4 separate regions of the Homo sapiens genome follow, and all the other regions are linked to region 1. A link is a loop called in an ENCODE intact Hi-C map of the cell type or tissue named here. Cell type or tissue: endothelial cell of umbilical vein. All regions are shown on one strand. Region 1 has its middle 14 kb from the start of LINC02611. Region 2 overlaps CRACDL (CRACD like). Region 3 overlaps CRACDL (CRACD like). Region 4 overlaps MGAT4A (alpha-1,3-mannosyl-glycoprotein 4-beta-N-acetylglucosaminyltransferase A).

Region 1 (5,000 bases):
AGACATAAAGAGGGATCCAACCACTAATTGCTAAGTTTTTGCAGTTTGGGTTGTTAAGGCCCTGTGAATCTCCTTGTCATACACCAATCTTGCCAGTTAAAAAGCCAAATGGAGACTACAGATTTGTTCAAGATCTTTGAGCTGTCAATGAGACTATCATTCCTATACATACTACAGTGCCCAATCCCTACACGCTGTTAGCCCAGGGACCTTTTTTTTTGCATTCCAGTACACCCTGATTCACAATTCATCTTTACTTTTGAAAAGACTGATACTGATAGCCATTTAGTTTCTTAATTAACTTGGACAGTTCTTCCCCAGGGGTCTAGGGACAACCCTAATCTGTTTAAAAATGCACTACCTAGAGAATTTAAAATGGTACAATTAAGTAAAAACACTATTACCCAATAGGTGAGTGACTTGTTGGTTACTAGCTCAACTAAAAGAAACTTGGACAAAAATACCATTCAGTTACTAAACTTTCTGGGAACTAGTAAGTACAGGGTCTCACCACACAAAGCCCAGATTTCAACTCAAGAGATTAAATACTCAGAATAAGTTCCAACCCCTGACAATAACACCAGAATGAAGGGAAACTATCTTGGACATTCCAAAACCCCAAACTAGAAAACACCTGTGGACTTTCCTAGGGATGGCAGGATTCTGCTCTTTATGGGTAGTTGGATTTGGGCATATAGGCAAGCCTTTTGATGAGACTCTGAAAGGAGCAGATGTAGGTCCTTTTGAATGGGATAGTAATTGTGAACAGGTTTTTAAAACTCTCAAGGAGAAATTGGGATCAACCCCAGCCCTAGGGATCCCTAATTTTGATAAGCCGCTTTTCCTTTATATGACTGAAAAACAAAGCACTGCCCTAGGTGTCTTTGTCCAGAAATTGGGAGCTATTCCCTGACCAGTGACATATTTTTCTAAACGACTAGACCATGTCACTTCAAGATGGCCTGGATACCTCAGGGCAGTTGCAGCAACTGCCTTAGTAGATGAAACAATAAACTGGCTTTAAGACAACATCTGGAGGTTTTAACCCCACACCAAGTACAAGGAGTCCTAGAAACTAAAAGACACCAGTGGATGACAGGGGGACTCATTAAAATATCAGGCTTTATTGCTAGACACTCCTGATGTAACTCTTAAAGTATGGCATACTTTAAATCTAGCTACTCACTTGCCTGAACCTACAGGCACCCTAGATCATTCTCGTATACAAGTTATGGAGCAAATTTACTCCATGGAAAATCTCGGCTCACTGCAACCTCTGCCTCTCAGGTTCAAGCAAGTCTCCTGCTTCAGCCTCCCGAGTAGCTGGGATTACAGGCATGTGCCACCATGCCCAGCTAATTTTGTATTTTTAATAGAGACTGGGTTTCACCATGTTGGTTAGGCTGGTCTTGAACTCCTGACCTCAGGTGATCCACCCACCTCGGCCTCCCAAAATGCTGGGATTACAGGTGCGAGCCACCACACCCGGCCCATCACATTCTTTAAAAAAGCAGAGAAATGAGTGACACATTCTTGAAAACTTTCCATTACGAATGGATGAAACCTAAGATTAGTTATTTAAGGTTTCTCAGATGGGAAACCTAGCTTCCTAGGGTGGCTTATTCTTGGAGACTCCAGACAGTGAATGTTTTACTAGGCTGTGTGTTCACTCCATTTGTTATTTTCTTAATTTGTTCATTTTTAAAGGCAAGTGATGCTATCAAACTTCATTCTATATGTCTATACTACTGATTTCTGTTGACTTACCCCTCACTTCCCCCTATCTTCAATGGCTAGTTACTGTTTTAACCCCATACTGGGTTGTCTCTTTTATTCATTTACTCTTGCACCCTCCTCTATCATCACTGATGAAAATTTAAGCTATATTGGCCCAAGATCAGCCTTTGAAAACATTCTTTGTGTGTTCTCTCATGCCAACATCAGGACCGTATTTTTCTGGTTGTTGAGTGATTTATGTGAGATGAGTTTAAACCTCTTGCTGAAGTTAAGATGTATCATGTAAATGACAACCTTTGATTTATCAAACTTAGTAATTAAAGTTTCCTAATGCAACAGGATGTGCTCTTCCCATAGCCATACTGAAGAGTACTTCATGTTTATTCTTTGGAAGGGTTAAGCAGTGAGACAGCCACGGGTGCTCGGATCAGACATTTTCGTTTGTGAGGGTTGGAGAATGATTTTCTCCTGTTTCTTATCATTAGCTACCTTGCGAACTCTCCTAAAGCTACTGAAATAATGGCAATGGTTTAGACGCCCTGCATCTCCAGGGCTTGTGGTTTGTGCACATCTCTCGTCTAAATAAATATAAATATTTTCTCTGTTTCTATTTTATCTTCCCCAAATTCCTGGTTCTGGTGTTGCAACTTCATAAAACCCAGAGCCCACATGGCAGTACCAGCTGCTAGCCCAGGTCAAACTTGGGGAGGGCAGCTGCTTTCCAGGTGCACCCTGTGTGATCCTGACTTCCTCCTGACAGTGCCAGGAACGCCCGTGAACTGCTTTCGTGGTTGCATGTGAAAACTTTTGCATTTCTAGAAATCTCTTCTCCAGCAGGCTGGGCTATTGGCTGCTGTGGGATTGCTAGCTGGTCTAGACCCAGCCCCTCCTTCAGGCTTTTCCCACCCGCTGCTCCTCTCCTGGCCTTGGGCCTCATGCCCGAGTCTCCAGCCGCCACCTTGCTGTTGCTTTACTGTTTCTCCGTGATGCTGTTTCTAGCTAGTTATAATTGGCAGGCAACCAGAAGCCTCATCTGCCAAGGGCGGAAGTCATGTCTGGAACAGGTTTCCCTCTTAAGACTGTGGGCTAACCCAGCATCTTGCCACTTTGTGTGGGACTTCCTCATTCTTAGTACATAACTGTGTTTGACCCTCAGGGATGACTAGTGTTTCCTGGCCTCGGTACAGTTGACTTCTCCAGAAACTATCTGGCTCACTCTCAATTTCCTGGAGCCGTATATCCTAATTACAAAAATGGGAAAATCATACCTAGAGTCCCATAGAAAGAGAAATAGAACCCCCATATGTGCCTACAATTCATCCATTCTCAATTCATTATTTTAAAAATGTAGCTGATGGTTTGGTTCTGAGACCAGACGGTACAAAAATTACCATTCACTCATAGTAGGGCCATCAACTACCATAATCTTTTGGAAAAGTAATTTAGCAATATAAGTCAGGACCACTTAAAAAACCCTTAGAGTTGCTCATTCCACTCTTAGGAACTTATCCTAAAGACGTCAACAGATGTGGACCAAAATTTGTGTGCAAGAATATTATGTAGAATTTCTGTATTGAGAAAATTTGGAGACAGCCTAGCTGTCCAAAAATAGGACTAAATAAAACATGGTACAGCAATATAGTGAAATATTATTATATAACCATTAAGTTATGTTCTTCAACAGTATTTTTAAAATAAGGAAAATTCCAACGTTTTTGAGGAGTCTTTTTAAAAACGAGAGTACAGACCAGGCACAGTGGTACACACTTACAATCCCAGCACTCTGGGAGGCCAAGGCAAGTGGATCACTTGAGGCCAGGAGCTGGAGACCAGCCTGGGCAACACAGTGAGACCCTGTCTCTACAAAAAATACAAAAAATTAACCAGGTGTGTTGGTGCACACCTGTGGTCCCAGCTACTTGGGAGGCTGAGGTGGGAGGATTGCTTGAGCCCAGGAGTTTGAGGCTGTAGTGAGCTGTGATGCCACCACTGCACTCCAGCCTGGGTGACAGAGTGAGATCCTGTCTCAAAATAAAATAGAATGTAAAAAGAGCACATGCATGAAAAGTGGAACACAACACTTTAGGTAATAATATTATCCCAATCACATAGGTGTGCTTAGTGCAAACAAAAACATTCATAGTATTTATCTCTGGTGGTAGAATTACTGGCGATTTAAAAAAAAATACATTTTTTTCTGAATATTCCAAGTGTTCTACAATGAATGTGTTACTTTCCTAATCAGAAAAACAACTGTTATTTGTTAAAAGAAATTAGACCACAAAAAAAGCAAAAACACAAAGGCCTTGCCTATTTTTTTTCCCCCTGTTTTACCACATCCTTTCTCACTGATGTAGAAAAAAAAGGAACTAATATTTATGGTGCCAAGAATGTAAATCCGTCCTGTAACTTGGAAGGTACATGTGTATCTTTCCCATTTTAAAGGTAATAAAGTCACCAAAGAAAAGGGTGGCAAAAATAAAATGTGAATGCAGGCCCATTGGCCCCAAAGGCATCTTCTTCTCACGTCTACACTGTCCCACTCGTGATAGTTTTAAGTTGCATGTTATTCTGTACCTGGCCTTTTTAATTTTATCAAAATAAACTTCCCTTTGGTAACAAAGATATTCTACTTTCTGTAAAATTTTCATTCCAGCTAACTTTTGTTAGCTAAGATTTTGTCTAAGGAGTACCAATGCTTTGAATAATCATACTAAAAATATAGCCTAATTGGTCTGAATGAAATTGAACAACTGCAATTGTTCAAACAAGCTGGATGCAGCATTTTTGCACGTGCCTAGTCATTTTGCTACAGTAGTCATTGCAAACGAGTGCCTGAGACACAAATCTCAGAGAAGTCATGGTTTTGAGGGATCAACTTGGAGAAGCTGCCATCTCCTCCGTCCCTCTGAGAACATCCTCCTAGCTGGTGGCATTAGCATTCTGCCTGCCCAGGTGAAGGCCTGGCAGGTTGTAGGAAGCCTCCCGTGGGAGCTGACCAGACCCTGAATACCCCTTCTGCATCACCCCAAATTGAATATGGTTATGCAAACAGCCTTTAACAATCCTTGTCATCTGGATCTGAGATACAACTTTAATGATTTCACATATGTCATCTTGCCACTTGCCTGCACCCATAGATCCCCTGCTGTTGTGTGACAGTGACCACTGTGCCGTGCTTGTCTGTTACCCTATGACCGAGGAGGAACTGAGAAGACATATCATTCCTCAACATTATGATAAGGAAATGGGGACCAGAGGAG
Region 2 (5,000 bases), 80 kb after region 1:
AGAAAATAAGTCATTTTGTTAATATCATAAGGAGCCCTGGTTTCAAGTGTAAGAGAAAAGAGAATACAAAGAATTAAAGAAGTAAAAATGTTGTTTTATTAAACTTGAATTGGAAATATCAGCAAATTAATGGTTAATTTTTCTCTTGAAAAATAAACCATTTCCTAGCTATATCCACTGGAAAGGTTTAGAATCAGTGACAGCCAATTAGTAATCATCGCCCCTGGCAGCTGGACTGAGGTCTTTAAAAGCCATTTCACACCACAAGGAGGGAGCCAGGGTCCTGTCAAGAAAGTGCTGATTCCAGGTCAGGGGAAGAAAATATACCAAATAAACCTGAGATTTCTCATTGGACAAGAAAGTAAGGAAGCCATCAAAGATGAATGGGGTCATGTCAAAAGACGGAGCGAATTTCAAGTGACTCTCAACAGCCTAAGATGGAACAACTTGAGCATTAAAATGAATAAAGACTGTCATGGATTAAAGCAAATCAAATATATAAAAAGTAATGCATTCCCAATGATATTTGGAAAAAAAAAGAAAAAAACAAAACCCACTGGCCACTGTCAGGAGTTGCTAGGGGGCCACGTCATTACTCTGAGGGTGGATCAATAAAAGGAGAGCCAAGCATGATCCTGACTTTACAAATTGTATTTCGGAGCAACCAAGCAATTGATGAAGGAAAGTTCTTCATCAAAGAATTTCAGTTAGCAAGTGTACAGTGAATGATAGAATTAGAAAAACCACCACTTTGTGACAAAATAACAGATCATCACCAGGTGTTAAAACTGTCAGGTGAAGGTTGGTGGAGGGACGACAGTGACACACCCTGAACCCACTGCTCAGAAAGCAGGTGACTCATCATGGGATGTGACAACAACCAGCACCTGCTTGAACCTGACAGAATCTGGATCCATCGAATGATGTACCGGGAATTGGGAGAATATAGGAAAGAGTTGAGTCACACCAAGAGAAAGCAAAGCCAGAATATGGGACATTCTGCAGGACACATGGCCCTGCTCTTCCTTCAGATCAATGACGTGAAACAAAGGGAGAGGGCAAAAGGAAATCGTTATAGATTAACAGACTTAAGAAGCACAACCGCACAGACACAGACACGATAAATGGGCGTCACTTTATTCAACCCACAGGGTCCCATGTGGTTTGCTCGCACTAATGTGCCTTAGTAAATGGAGCTGTTTTCCCCACAGTGATGGATGAGAAGTTGCCGCAGACTCTCCCACAGGCCAAGCAGTACTTGCCTCTTCCTCTGTGCTGCTCTCTAAAAATGTCATTTGCACTTCCCAGGCCTCATCATGCTCCATTCCCAATCTTCCTTGCCTAGCATCAAAACCAGCAAACTGTTACCAGTCACTGAGGGCCAGCTCCCTGCAAGGTGCTGGGAATATCAAGATAAAAAGCACACCGTCTCCACTTTCCATGGGCTCCTGTGACAGGGAGGACATCAGCAAGCGGACAGGACAATTCATCCCAGCTTGCCCCTCTGGCTGGGCTCCTGTCTGTGGTTGGAGGGGCCACTCCCAGGCCTGTCTCTCCAACACCAGAACTGTGTGCTCCAGTCAAGAGACAGGGGTGGATGGGGGTGGGTGTTAGAGTTTCCCTGGGGCTTGCAAAGTGATGACATTGAATAATTAGTAATATTATCGCGATAACATCTCGTTCCCCAAGAGTTCAGAGAACCGCCTAAAAAAAATGCATGCACGCCGGGCGCCGTGGATCACGCCTGTAATCCCAGCACTTTGGGAGGCCGAGGCGGGCGGATCGCGAGGTCAGGAAATCGAGACCATCCTGGCTAACACGGTGAAATCCCGTCTCTGCTGAAAATACAAAAAAAATTTAGCCAGGCGTGGTGGCGGGTGCCTGTAGTCCCAGCTACTCGGGAGGCTGAGGCAGGAGGATGGCGTGAACCCGGGAGGCGCAGCTTGCAGTGAGCCAAGATCGCGCCACCGCACTCCAGCCTGGGCGACAGAGCGAGACTCCGTCTCAAAAAAAAAAAAAAAATGCATGCACAGTATATCCCTTCCACACTTCACATGGTGCAATGTGAGTCTATTACATTCCCTGCTAGCACCAAAAACAATCAAAACCTAAATCAAACCCAAAACTGAAAAAAAAAAAAAAAAAAGGTTCCAATCTTTCCTTTCCAGTCATCTGGTGCCACCAAGTGGCCAGCAAAATTTCTACTCCTTTAAAAAACAGGCAAGGAGGCTGGGGAGGGGCGAGAGCAAGAGAGGGGACAGGACACCACTATTGGGATGCTCAAGCCTGGGACCCATCTCAGCGTGGTCTGTACCCCAAACCTGAGGGATATTATGTTCTCTGAAGAGTTCTATCCTTAAAGGGCCAGCGTTGTCTTAAAAAAAAAAAGGTAAAAGCTAGCATAGCAACAAATCTGTTTCGTTTCCTCTTAGTCACAGGAATAACTGCTAGAATAACTGCAGCATATGTACTGTAACTATATTTTAATGAAACACAAGTTACAAAAATAAGGATTTCTTTACTAGACCTCCCCAGTTTTTTGTGCTTATTGGGTCTGTTCTTTATGATATTTTTGGATGATTTTTTTTCTAAGATAGCAAGGAGCGCCCCCTCCCCACCCCCATCAAGTGAAAATATTCTGATTAGATTACTTAACGTTCAACTTTAGAGAAATGCATTTTTCTAATATAGCATCTAGGTCCTCAAAAGAGTTTTAAGTCAAGTTAAACCAGGGCCCCTATCCTGATCCTGTCACTTTCAGCTGTAGGATGTTGGGCAAGTTCTAAATTTTATCTAGGGCTTATTTTGTCCGTTTATAAAATGGCATATAGTACCTCCTCTCCCACAGTTATTGTGGACTTAAACACACACAGCATTCTCCATCCCTAGGTTTGAAAAGACAGAAAACACAACTTCTATGGAAGAACCTCTAATGGAATTACCCAGGAGGAAAGGGGGCTCAGAAATCCAGCAAGTTACCAGGATAATGAAATCATGTATTTAGGTGCTCCTGGCCCGAGGGATGTAAAATGCAACTTACTCCAGCTCATCCTCGGAGTCGTAGCCCACTGGCCCGGATTCGATGGCAATGACCTCATTCCTCGTCTGACTTTGTTTCCAGGTGCTACTTCCTGTGGACGACGGCGATTCTTTTCTCTTCTTCTTCCCAAAAAACTTCTTAAAAGTTTTGAATTTAGATTTTTTCTTTCCTATACAGATTAGAGAAAAAAATAATAAATAAGACTGTTACAGTGTGTGTTTATGTGCATGTATGCAACAGGCACGTAAAAGAGAGAAAGCAAGATTTCCATCCATGCATCAGTTATCTGCTTCTGAAAAGTCCTTTTACTTCGCAAAAGTACATGGTATACCAGTTTTGCATACCTGAAAACACATCTTGTTTCTTTTTATTTAGGATATTTAAATAAAAGACACAAGAACACTTTGGAAGATGATCACAGAATCAAAATTAGCAACTTTCCTCTCATGTATAATCAAGTTTTGATTTCTAAAATATATTTGAGGCTGCAGTGAGCTATGATTGCACCGCTACACTCCAGCCTTAGTGACAGAGCAAGACCCTCTCTCAAAAAAAATAAAATAAAATAAAAATTATGAATTGCTTTGTCTAGTGTGAATACAGCATCAAGGACAATCAGAGGAGGCCCAACCTCATGGGCAAGAAGGTGGGTCTGTGGGGCACCAACTGCATGATGAGCTAATGACTTTTGGTGAGAAAAACAATGAGACTGGTCATCCCTGCAGGGGAGGGGTGTGGCCAGGCTGAGCCCAACTCTGCCATGCTTCCTGGATTATTAGAATTCACCACACTTTTCAACATTTTGTGATTGCTCCTCTGGTGACAGCTTCATTCTCTCCCATGAATTCTATCATACCCAGGTTTCCATGATTTCACATTAGTTGCTCAGCAAAGTTCATTCCTTTCCCGGAATAGTTACAGAACTGACAGTGGAGGGATGCAGCATCGTAGACTACCAGGATGCTGTCTAATACATCCTGAAAATTTGCACAATTTATTACTTTTTATAATAATTTAATAAACTGAATTCCTTAAAAAACCCAGGATCTTTCTGTTGTGTTTATATTATTGCCTCCTTGGGAAGCTTACATGGTCTTACTCTCATGGGGAGAATTACTTAGGATTACTTTAGTAGGAGTTCCTACATCATTACAGGTAGAACAAATCCCTCTCCAAGGATAAGTCAGTTCTACAGCACCTTCTAGTTTTCTCACCTTCTAGTGTGGAAGTGTTCTCAACTTTATAATCGTAAAAAATGTTTATGTTGTTAGTAGATGGTTCTCAATGAGCATTTATGATTTTGAAAGATTCTTAAGAGTTTTCTGCATTTGGTCAGGACACCCTGTGGCTTTTGCCTAGTCAACAAATTGGTATGCATCCTCGAAGGCCTGAATAGATACACAGCCTCAATATCATGACCATCAAAAATGCTGCTTACAGCATTAATGGTCTCCTCAAGTGTAACTGGCAGAGCTCAAGCATAACTGCTGTACACCTTTGTTCCACTGGCAGGGCTTAGCCATCCATTTGTTCAAACTATATTTCTTCTCCTACTAGGCTTTGTAATTCGATTTCTTTAATGGTGACAGGACTAGTCCATTTTTCTACTTCCTGAATCTGTTTTTTTAAGTAACATTTTTCTGAAAATGTATTTTTTCCAAATTTTCAAATGTATTGGCAAAAAATTATTAATAATATCTTTTTATCTTTCAAGCATTCACAACATCTATAGTGATTGATGCCTCTTTTCTCACCCTGATATTAATTATCATAAATGTGCCTCTTCTTTGTTCCTTGATCAATTGCACCACAGGCTTATCAATTTTAATTGCCTTAAAAAAGTTTTGCTTTGTTAATTCTTTCAGTTGAATGTTTATTTCATATTGTATTAATTTCTGTTCTTATCTTTATTCTTTCCTTCCTACTTTCTGCAGGTTTACTTTGCTATTTTCTTAAACTT
Region 3 (5,000 bases), 64 kb after region 1:
TCTGTCACCCAGGCTGGAGTGCAGTGGCGTGATCTCGGCTCACTGCAACCTCCGCCTCCTGGGTTCAAGCGATTCTCCTGGCTCAGCCTCCTGAGTAGCTGGGATTAGAGGTGCGCGCCACCATGCCTGGCTAATTTTTGTATTTTTAGTAGAGATGGGGTTTCACCACGTTGGCCAGGCTGGTCTTGAACTCCTGACCTTGTGATCCGCCTGCCTCGGCGTCCCAAAGTGCTGGGATTACAAGTGTGAGCCACCACGCCGGGCCAAAACATTTTTAAAAAACAAAATTTGTCATGGAAAACTTCTCCCTAGGGCCCCCATCACATGCACACACAACTTATTTGTGTAGTTTCATTTTCTGGTTCACAGATTTCCATTAATTTAAAAAACCAGCAGGTCAGGCATGGTGGCTCATGTCTGTAATCCCAGCACTTTGGGAGGCTGAGGCGGGCAGATCACTTGAGGTCAGGAGCTCGAGACCAGCCTGGCCAACATGGTGAAACCTCGTCTCTACCAAAAATATAAAAAAATTAGCCGGGTGTAGTATCGTGTGTGCCTGTAATCCCAGCTACTTGGGAGGCTGAGGCAGGAGAATCACTTGAACCCGGCAGGTGGAGGTTGCAGTGAGCCAAGATCGTACCACTGCATTCCAGCCTGGGCAACAGAGTGAGACGGAGTCTCAAAAACAAACAACAACAAAAACAACAAAAAACCCAGCAATGAAAGATTCTTTAGCTCTGCTGCAAATACACATTTTCAACAGATTTCTCATTTCATCTGAAACACTATAAGAAGTGACAAATGTCAAAGACAGAGAAAGGTCATCTACTTTGTCTCTGCTCATTTCAAAAGACAGCTGCTTTCAAATATTCTTACGTTCTGCCTCAATGTTAACCCAATCTCCCTTTCAGGACAGCAAGTAAATGCTGACCCTCTTGAGAGACTTACGTTTTATACAGACTTGTGATTCCAATATATGGAATACTTTCCATGTTGCAGCTGAGCCACGTGAACCTGATTATGAAGCAGGAGGAAATTCTTTCTTGGAGGAAAAGGTCAGAAGGACCCTAATAGAGGAGTATGTTTCATTTATAGCCAAGAAATAGCTTAGGCCCTGAAAGAACCTGCATCAAAATGAGTACACATGTCCTGGGATTTGGACTTTGCTGAGTTTCTTAGGTCAAAAGTGGGAGAAGAATTTGAGGGATTCGCTGAGAGTCCTATCAAAATCAGTTTTTACGTTTCTCTTTATCTCATGTTTACACACTGACTTCTCTGTACTTATGCAAAATCCTGGTATTTATTTTCCCTTTTCTACTCTTTATTCCTTATTTTATCTCTCTCTTTTTAAAACAGACAGGGTCTCACTCTGTCACCCAGGCTGGAGTGCATGGCACCATCATAGTTCACTGCAGCCTTGAACTCCTGGGCTCAAGCAATCCTATTTCAGCCTCGCAAGTAGCTGGGACTACAGGCCCTCATTACCACGCCTGGCCAGTTTTAAAATTGTTTGTAGAACGACGTCTCACTATGTTGCCCAGGTTGGTGTTGAACTCCTGGGCTTATCAGCAGGCCTTGGCCTCCCAAAGTGCTGGGATTACAGGCATGAGCTACCGAGGTCGGCCTATTCCTTACTCTAGATTAGGGGTGTCCAATCTTTTGGCTTCCCTGGGCCACACTGGAAGAATTGCCTTGGGCCACACATAAAATACACTAAACTAAGGACAGCTGATGAGCTTAAAAAAAAATTCGCAAAAAGTCTCAATGTTTTAAGAAAGTTTACGAATTCATGTTGGGCCACATTCAAAGCCGCCCCGGGCCCAGGCCGCGAGTTGGACAAGCTTGCTCTAGATCAGACATGATGTTAGTGGGAATTCTGACTCCTTCCAATTCCCCTGCAACAAAGTTTGTACCAGGAGCATTTGGCGAGTGTCCAGCAAGATGTGCCCGTGGATGTGGATCTCCCCAGGCCCTGCCCTTCCCGCACCCTCGGCGGGCTCTTACCAGCTCCCCTGCGCAGCGGCCTTTTCTCCGCCGTCCTGGGCTCCTTCCTGGGTTCCCGCTCTCCCGGGCCGGCGTCGGGGGGCGCGGGCTGGTGCGGGAGCGTGAAGCTCTGCAGAAGCGGCTTCCGGGGCAGGGGCGGCTTGGAGCTGAGCGGCTCGGGGGGCCGGGCCTTCCCCTTTCCTTGGTCGCTGGGGGCCCTGGTGCCTCGAAGGGCGGGGGCCGTCCCGAGGGGACACTTCTCCTCCTTCGGGAGCACGGTCAGCGACCTTTCTAACCGGACCTCGGCACTGTACCTCTTCACACCCTTCACCTCCTGAGAGGCGCCATCCCTGTATTTGAGCGAGAGGGAGGTGGACCGGAGCTTGACGGGGAAGGGGTTTCTGTCCTCACTCGGGGCCGGCTCCTGGGCGGCTGGGCAGGGCTCTCTCGTGCCGGGCGCGGCGGCCGCCTCCTGAGGGCTCTTGCGCGGCCCGGCCGGGCTGGCCGCCCTGTCCCCCGAGTCCTGAGGGCCGCGCTCCGCCAGCTTCCGAGGGCCAGGTTTCGCGTGCTGGGGCTCGGGGAGACCCTGGAGGTCGTCAAGAGCCGCCTCGCTCCTCCAGACCGGGCCGCTCCTCGCGAGGGGCAGGCGGCCGCTGGCCCGTTCCAGCGGGCGGGAGACGCCCGGACGAGGCCGCGCTCGGCACGAGGACACCGAGAACTTCTTCGCGCCTCGCAGCTCGGCACCGCCCCTCTCCGCCTTCCGCTCTGGCGCCGCCCTCTCGGCGCCCGCCGGTGGCGCCTCGGCTCGCTCGGCCTTGGGGCGCTCCGGGGCGGCGGCCTCTGCGTCGAGGGAACCGGGGCCGGGCTCCACCGGGGGAGACTCCGCAGCGGCAAGCGGCGGGGACGCGGCGGGGCCCTCGCTGGCGGCCGCGGGCCGGTGTTTCAGGCAGCTCTTGGGCGCCGGCGGGCTCGGGGCGGGCGCCGTGGAGGGCTCGGTCCCAATTCTCTCGGGCTCGGTCCCCGCTCCTCTCTCGGGCTCCGTCTCCGCTTCTCTCTCGGGCTCAGGCGCCGGCCCTGGGGGCCCCTTCTCCTCATCCGGGAGCACGGGCGGCGTCGGCTCCGCTTCCTTCGGGACACTGCGTTCTGGCCCGTCGCGAGCAGAGGGCGCCTCTGAGGTGGCGGCGGGGTCAGTCTCGGGGGGAGTCGTGTCCCCCTCAGGGATGGCGGTGGGAAACGGGCTCGCGACGTCTTCGGGAGCACAGACCACCTCCTCCGCCTTGTCCGTGGCCGGGGCACACGGGCCTGCGGGGGGCGCCTCCCCATCCTGCTTTCCGCCGTCGGGACCGGGATTCGGGGGGCCCTCCGGCGGGGACGGGGGCTCCACGCGGAGAGTGGGGGCCGACTCGGGCTCGGCGAGCTCCGGGGTGGCCGGGCGGCTTGAGGGGTCCTCCCCGGGGACGCCCCCCTCCTCCACGCTGGCCGTGAGCGCGGAGGAGTGCTGCAGGCGGGCGCGTCTGGCACGGGCCCCTCCGGGTGGCGGCAAGGGCGCCGGTGGCCCAGGCTCAGGGCCTCTGTCTGGCGCCACGTCCTGCTGCCCAGAGCTGGGGCGCTCTTCTGGGCTGACTTCCAAAAGTGGCTTCTCCTCGTTTTCCTCCTCCTCTGGGGTGCACGTCAGGTCGCTCAGGGATTCAGACTGAGCGCGCTGAGAGAAATAAAGATAAAAAGCATCGTCGCTATAGCCAATTCCAGGAAGCCTGTCACCTCCCCACTTTTTTCAAGGCTTATAATGGTTTAGTGATAGCAGCACTATAAAGCTGGCACTTAAGTAGGCATGTACCCACGGGTGTCTTTTCTCAGTCTGTATCCTACTGGTCTACTTGGGCTCACAAGTTTATCAGGACAATGGCAGATATGCCTCCAAAGTAAATGTCTACAGCTCCTCTGGCAGAGCCTCAAAACCAGTGGACTAGAGTAACGCCAAGGGAAGGCGACCAACAGCAGCCAGTGTCTGCTATGCTCTGTGCTCCCACACTTGTTATTTCATTTAATCTTCCATTCATCCCAGTGAGGAAGGGATGATGAGTCCCTTTTTGCACTTGAGAGCCAGGAACTCAGAGAGGCCAATACCTTGTTCAAGCCTGGGCAAGCAGGTGGCCGAGCTGAACAGCTGGGACTCTATGGCTCTGTGTTCCTCCCAGCCAGTCTCCCATGTCAACACTTCAGGAATGTACCCTCATAGTAAAGCCAGACTGGTTTTCCTAAAAGATGGCTCATATCATGCCAATAGCTAACCATGGCTTATAGGATAAAACCAAAATTTTCAGCTAAATTTAAAGTCCTAGATTCTCTGGTCTTAAGCCGTTTCTTCCACTCCCTACTCAGGTCAAACCAAGCCCTCAACACTGTGCCAGACACTTGGTCTGAGTGACTGTCACCTCCCCACTCTCCCCCACCCCCCTGCCCCCAACCTCCAAGATACTCTACCAGGGCCCCCAAGGACTATTTCAAACTCTCCCACTCTATGCAGTTTAAGATTCCCCCCTTCTCTGGCCTCCTGAAGCCCTACTGGCTTGGCAAACATACAGTGCCTTGTGATAGTCTTCTTCTGAAAGACCTCTAGAATTCAGATTCCAGTCCAACTTCCTCCTATTGTCACAAAGTCAGTTCCTGCTCTCTCGGGAAGGAAAGGAGCTCCAGGTAACCAAGAATCATTCAAAAGTAACATGTGGAAATGACGAAAAGGTTGATGGTGTAGAGACTGATCTTTTAGAAAGTTTGTGATATTAGACACCAAGAGTCACCCAGGCTATTGCTCTCTCCTTCCCCTTTTCTAAAGCAGGAACTGTGACAGGGTATGTTTGCAATAGGTTTTTCTTCTTGCTGTTTGTTATTATTTTAACATTTTTCATGGCATCTGCTTGCTAATAGAATATAGGATGCCTGGGATGTTTGTGACAATACCTAAGCAAACTCTTGCCAAAATGCACAATCCTATTCTTTTGGATTTAAAAAGAGGA
Region 4 (5,000 bases), 66 kb before region 1:
TGAAAACAACTGGGAATTCAGGATTTTTCCTTTTTGTACCCAAAATGGCAAAAAGAAGAAAAGTTACAGCAAAGACATCTGACAACTGTAGGACAAATCAGAAAATGAATGTAGAAAGCAGGTAGTATCACTATAGACTCTAATAATGGTGGTGAAATTGATCATAAAAGCAAAATCTCAGACTATGAGTCTTCAGATGACAATATCCTTGAAGAACTTTCTCTAATTCAGATGAGACTTCCAGTTCCAGACCAAGATGGAATAGACACACTTCTCTCTATGCATCCTGCTAAACACAATTATAAACCCAGATATTATAAATAAGAAGGCTGGGCACCATGGCTCACATCCATAATCCCAACACTTTGGAGGCTGAAGCGGGTGGATCACTTGAGCTCAGAAGTTCAAGACTAGCCTCGGCACCATGGGGAAACCCTGTCTCTACAAAAAATACAAAAATTAGCCAGGCGTGGTGGCAGACGCCTGTAGTCCCAGCTACTCGGGAGGCTGAGGTGGGAGGATGGCTTGAGCATAGGAGGCAGAGGTTGCAGTGAACTGAGTTTGTGCCAGTGCACTCCAGCCTGGGCAACACAGTGAGACCCTGTCTCAACAACCACCACAAAAAATAAAAAATAAGAAGACTTTGAAAGGTGGAAAGCAGAAGGCAGAAAGGGTAGAGTCACTGGGACCCAAGAAACAACACAGTAGTGAGTTCTCTGAATTTTCTTTCTGCCTCATATATCCTAGAATGGGAACTAGAAAAGTCGGCAACCTGAAAATACCAACAGGAGCACAAAAAAAAAAGGACCAAGAAAAGCCTGCTAACCCTATGCAAAGGACTCAGTAAAGGGCAACCCAGCAGGACAGAAAACGTCAGACAATCACCACTCTACTCCAGCCATATACCATGAAAACACATGGTCCCATCCCCACTCTATCAGCAATGGCCAGGCAGGGAGCCTAGACTTCCACCCTTGCCCAACTGTTACTAGGCCCCCTGACACCCATAATATGTGGATGGGGTCAGGAAAGACTGAGTGAGGGAGCTGGGACTTTCACCACCCTCCACCAGTAATGAGCCTCCTGGTGAGGTGTGAGTGGAGGCCACAGGAGAAGCAGTAGCAGGGTCCCTTCTCCCCTCTTAGCAAGTGTGGCATCAGCACAGGACTTACGGGAAACTGACCTCCCAACCCTGCACAGCTGGAAGGAGGAATCCCTCCCTGCTGGGTACTGATGGATGCTTTGGACTTTCATCCCATTCCCACCAGCATAATGAGGTGGCACAGCCCGTACCCTCCCAAAATGATGTCAGAAAAGGCCAGCTATGACAGACAATGTAAATAAAAGCCAGAGTCTTATAATAAACACCCAAAATGCCTTGGACACAACTGAAAATCACTCATAATATTGAGAACCAGGAAAATCTCAACATCAGTGAGAACAAACTATGAACAGATGCCAACACCAAGATGACGCAGATGTTGAAATTACCTTGTAAGGATTTTAAAGCAGCCATCATAAAAATGCTTCAATGGGTACATTAAACAAATTTTTAAAACTGAAACCCTAAGCAAAGAAATAGAAAATATAAATAAACAAATGGAAGTTTCAGAATATGAAATATAATAATTGAAACAAAAAAAACTTAATGGGTGAGCTCAAGAGCAGATGGAGAGAATCAGTGATCCTCAAGAAAGACAACAGCAATTGCCCAATCTAGTCAAAAGAGAGAATATAGACTAAGGAAAAAATTAACAGAGCCTCAGGGACGTTTGGAACTGTAACAAAAGATCTGAGATCTAACACTGCTATCATCAGCAACACAGAACATACAGAAAGAGGGCTATCATCAGCAACACAGAAGAACATAGAGAAGCAACATAGAGAAAGAGGGTGGGGTGGGAAAAGTACAGTCCTGCCCCATATATGTCCAGGGGTCTTGTAAGATTATAATGGAGGCTGGGCGCAGTGGCTCACACCTGTAATCCCAGCACTTTGGAAGGTTGAGGCAAGAGGATCGCTTGAGGCCAGAAGTTCAAGACCAGCCTGAGCAAATCAGTGAAACCCCATCTCTACAAAAAATACAAAAATTAGCTGGGTAACGTAGTCCCAGCTACTAGGGAGCTGAGGCGGGAGGATCACTGGAGCCTAGGAGGCTGATGGTAAAGTGAGCCATGCTCACACCACTGCACTCCAGCCTGGGCATCAGAGCAAGCTCTGTCTCAAAAAAAAAAAAGATTATAATAGAGCTGAAAAATTCCTATCGCCTAGTGACACTGTAGCCATTGTAACAGCATAACACAATGCATGACTCACATGGATGTGGTGATGTTGGTGTAAATAAACCTACTGCACTGCCAGTCATGTAACAGTCTAGCACATACAATTATGTACAGTACACACTTGATAATGACAATCAACTGTTACTGGTTTATGTATTTACTATACTATGCTTTTTATTGTTCTTTTAGAGTATACTCCTTCTGCTCATAGGAAAAAAAGTTACCTGGAAAACAGCCTCAGGTCCTTCAGAAGGTATCCTAGAAGGAGGCACTGTTCTCATGGGAGATGACAGCTTCATGTGTGTTACCGCCCCTGAAGGCCTTCCAGTGGGACAAGATGCGGAGGTGGAAGACTAGGAAACTGATGATCCTGACCCTCTGCAGGCCTAGGCTAATGTGTATGTCTCTTCCTTTTTAACAACAATGTTTAAAAAGTAAAAAAATAATAAATTTTAAATAGAAAAAGCTTATAGAATATGAATATAAAAAACAAAATATTTTATGTGGTTATACAATGTGTTTGTGTTTTAAACTTAGTGTTATTACAAAGGAGTCAGTTGAAATTTTTTTAAGTTAAAAAGTTACAATAAGCTAAGATTAATTATTAACATTTTTTGAGACAGGGTCTCGTTTTGTCACCCAGGCTAGAGTGCAGTGGCCTGATCAAGGCTCACCACAGCCTCAACCTTCTTGGCTCAAGTGATCATCTCACCTCAGCCTCCAGAGTAGCTGAAGTACAGGTACATGCCACTACACTCAGCTAATTTTTGTGGTTTTTTTCTTTTTTTGTAGAGACAGGGTCTCACTATATTGCCCAGGCTGGTCTTGAACTCCTGGGCTCAAGTGATCCTCCCGCCTCAGCCTCCCAAAGTGCTAGGATTCCATATGTGAGCCACTACCCCTAGCCAGGTTAATTTATTTTTGAAGAAAGAATAATATTTTTATAAACTGAGTATATCCTTAGTTCAGTATTTGTGAAGGCTATGGCAGTCTACAGTGGTGTACAGTAATGTCTTAGACCTTCACATTCACTCCCCACTCACTCACTGACTCATCCAGAGCAACTTCTACTCCTGCAAGCTCCATTCATGGTAAGTGCTCTCTACAGGTATACTGTTTCGCCTTTTATACGGTATTTTTACTTTATCTTTTCTATGTTTAAATATATTTAGATACACAAATACTTACCATTGTGTTATAATTGCCTATGGAATTCAGTACAGTAACATGCTATATAGGTTTGTAGCCTAGGAGCAGTACGTAGGTGTGTAGTGGGCTGTACCATCTAGGTTTGTGTAAGTATACCCTATGATGTTCACACAACAAAACCACCTAACGATGCATTTCTCAGAACACATCCCCATCATTTAGTGACACATGACTGTACTTGGAGAAATAATAGCTAGAATTTCCCAAATTTGGTAAAACACATAAACCTACATAAAGATTCAAGAAGCTGAGCAAAACCCAAACAGGATAAACCTGAAGAAACCCATGAAAAGAAACACCACAATTGAACGTTAGAAAACTAGAGACAAAGAAGAAATCTTGAAATCAACCAGAGGGAAAACACACATGACCTACTGGGGAAAAGATTTTGAATTACAGCAAATTTCTCATCAGAAACCATGGAGATCAGAAGGAAATGGCACATTTTTTAAGCACTAAAAGAAAAGAAAAAGAACTGTCAATCTCAAATACCATCTCTGGCAAAACTATCTGTAAGGAATAAAGGGAAAATCAAGATATTCTTATAAAAAAGAAAACTGATGGAATTTGCCATCAGCAAACCTATCTGAAAAGAATGGCTAAAGGAAGTTCTTAAAAAAGAAAGGAAATGATAAAGGAAGGAATCTTGCAACATCAAAAGGGAAAAACTGAAAAAGAGAAAAAAATGCAAGGAGACATTCCTTTTCTCGAGTTTTCTAAATTATGTTTGATGGTTGAGGCAAAAAGGTAACATTGTCTGATGTGGTTCTCAATGTAAAAGAAATATTTAAAACAATTATAAACAGGCTAGGCAACAAAGCGAGACCCCATTTCTATAGACAAATTAAAGAATTAGCTGGGTGTGGTTGCACGCATCTGTGGTCCCACATACTTGCGGGGGCTCAGGTGGGAAAATTGCTTGAGCCTTAGAGGTTAAGGCTGTAGTGAGCTGTGACAGAGTGAGAGCTTCTCTCAAAAAAAAAAAAAAAAAGATCAACTGGGGAGGGCAAAGGACTTTAAAGGAAATAGTTTCATACTTCACTCAAACTGATAAAACGTCAACCCCTGTAGACCACGGTAAGTTATATATGTACACTGAAATACCTAGAGCAACCACTCAAATATCTATACAAAGGAATACACTCAAAAACACTACAGATGCATCAAAATGGAATTTTGAAAACTGTTTCAGGAACACACAAGAAGTCAGGAAAAAAAATTAAAACACTGAAGGAACAAACTACAAAGAAAAATAAAATGGTAGACTTGATTAAGCCTAACGTAACAATAATCACATTAAATGTAAATGGTCTAGAGCTCTTGTTCTCTCGATTCATCCTCCACCCTAGCCCCAGCTCCAGCCTGGCCCCAGCCCCAGCCCCAGCCACCCACCCACCATGGTGAAGGCAGAGCTGGCCCAGCAGGCTAAGCACTGTGACAACATGGCCACCTACACGAAGGCCATGACCAAGTGGGGCACCCAGCTGTCCAGCAAGGAGCGCAATCTGC

Evidence for each region. Peaks named below come from ENCODE experiments on the same cell type or tissue, not always from the same donor. Only the 100,000 strongest peaks of a DNase experiment are listed, where the experiment ranks them.
Region 2: it touches region 1 in a loop (5-fold over the local background); 8 of 110 quality-filtered maps call a loop at or near these places.
Region 3: it touches region 1 in a loop (4-fold over the local background); 9 of 110 quality-filtered maps call a loop at or near these places.
Region 4: a loop joins it to region 1, with 6 times the contacts of the local background. A loop is called at or near these places in 3 of 110 quality-filtered maps.

What each region holds. Positions count from the first base shown.
Region 1 is chr2:98,755,487-98,760,486 of GRCh38, forward strand. No RefSeq gene overlaps it. Among named protein-coding and RNA genes, the nearest start is that of LINC02611, 14 kb to the right of the region's middle. In endothelial cell of umbilical vein, no CTCF peak of the experiment used is centred here; a DNase peak (open chromatin) is centred at 2,785; H3K27ac peaks cover 1,933 bases.
Region 2 is chr2:98,835,079-98,840,078 of GRCh38, forward strand. It overlaps CRACDL (CRACD like), which reads right to left. Exons shown (of 10, transcript NM_207362.3): 3 at 3,041-3,209. Among named protein-coding and RNA genes, the nearest start is that of LINC02611, 66 kb to the left of the region's middle. RefSeq lists a silencer at 2,068-2,362. In endothelial cell of umbilical vein, a CTCF peak has its summit at 2,206 (motif pointing left); a DNase peak (open chromatin) is centred at 2,193.
Region 3 is chr2:98,819,853-98,824,852 of GRCh38, forward strand. CRACDL (CRACD like) reads right to left here. Exons shown (of 10, transcript NM_207362.3): 7 at 2,005-3,685. Among named protein-coding and RNA genes, the nearest start is that of LINC02611, 50 kb to the left of the region's middle. In endothelial cell of umbilical vein, a CTCF peak has its summit at 3,060; no DNase peak of the experiment used is centred here; H3K4me3 peaks cover 994 bases; H3K27ac peaks cover 669 bases.
Region 4 is chr2:98,689,215-98,694,214 of GRCh38, forward strand. All of the region lies in intron 2 of MGAT4A (alpha-1,3-mannosyl-glycoprotein 4-beta-N-acetylglucosaminyltransferase A), which reads right to left. It also overlaps the pseudogene YWHAQP5. Among named protein-coding and RNA genes, the nearest start is that of MGAT4A, 39 kb to the right of the region's middle. In endothelial cell of umbilical vein, no CTCF peak of the experiment used is centred here; a DNase peak (open chromatin) is centred at 2,307; H3K27ac peaks cover 1,339 bases.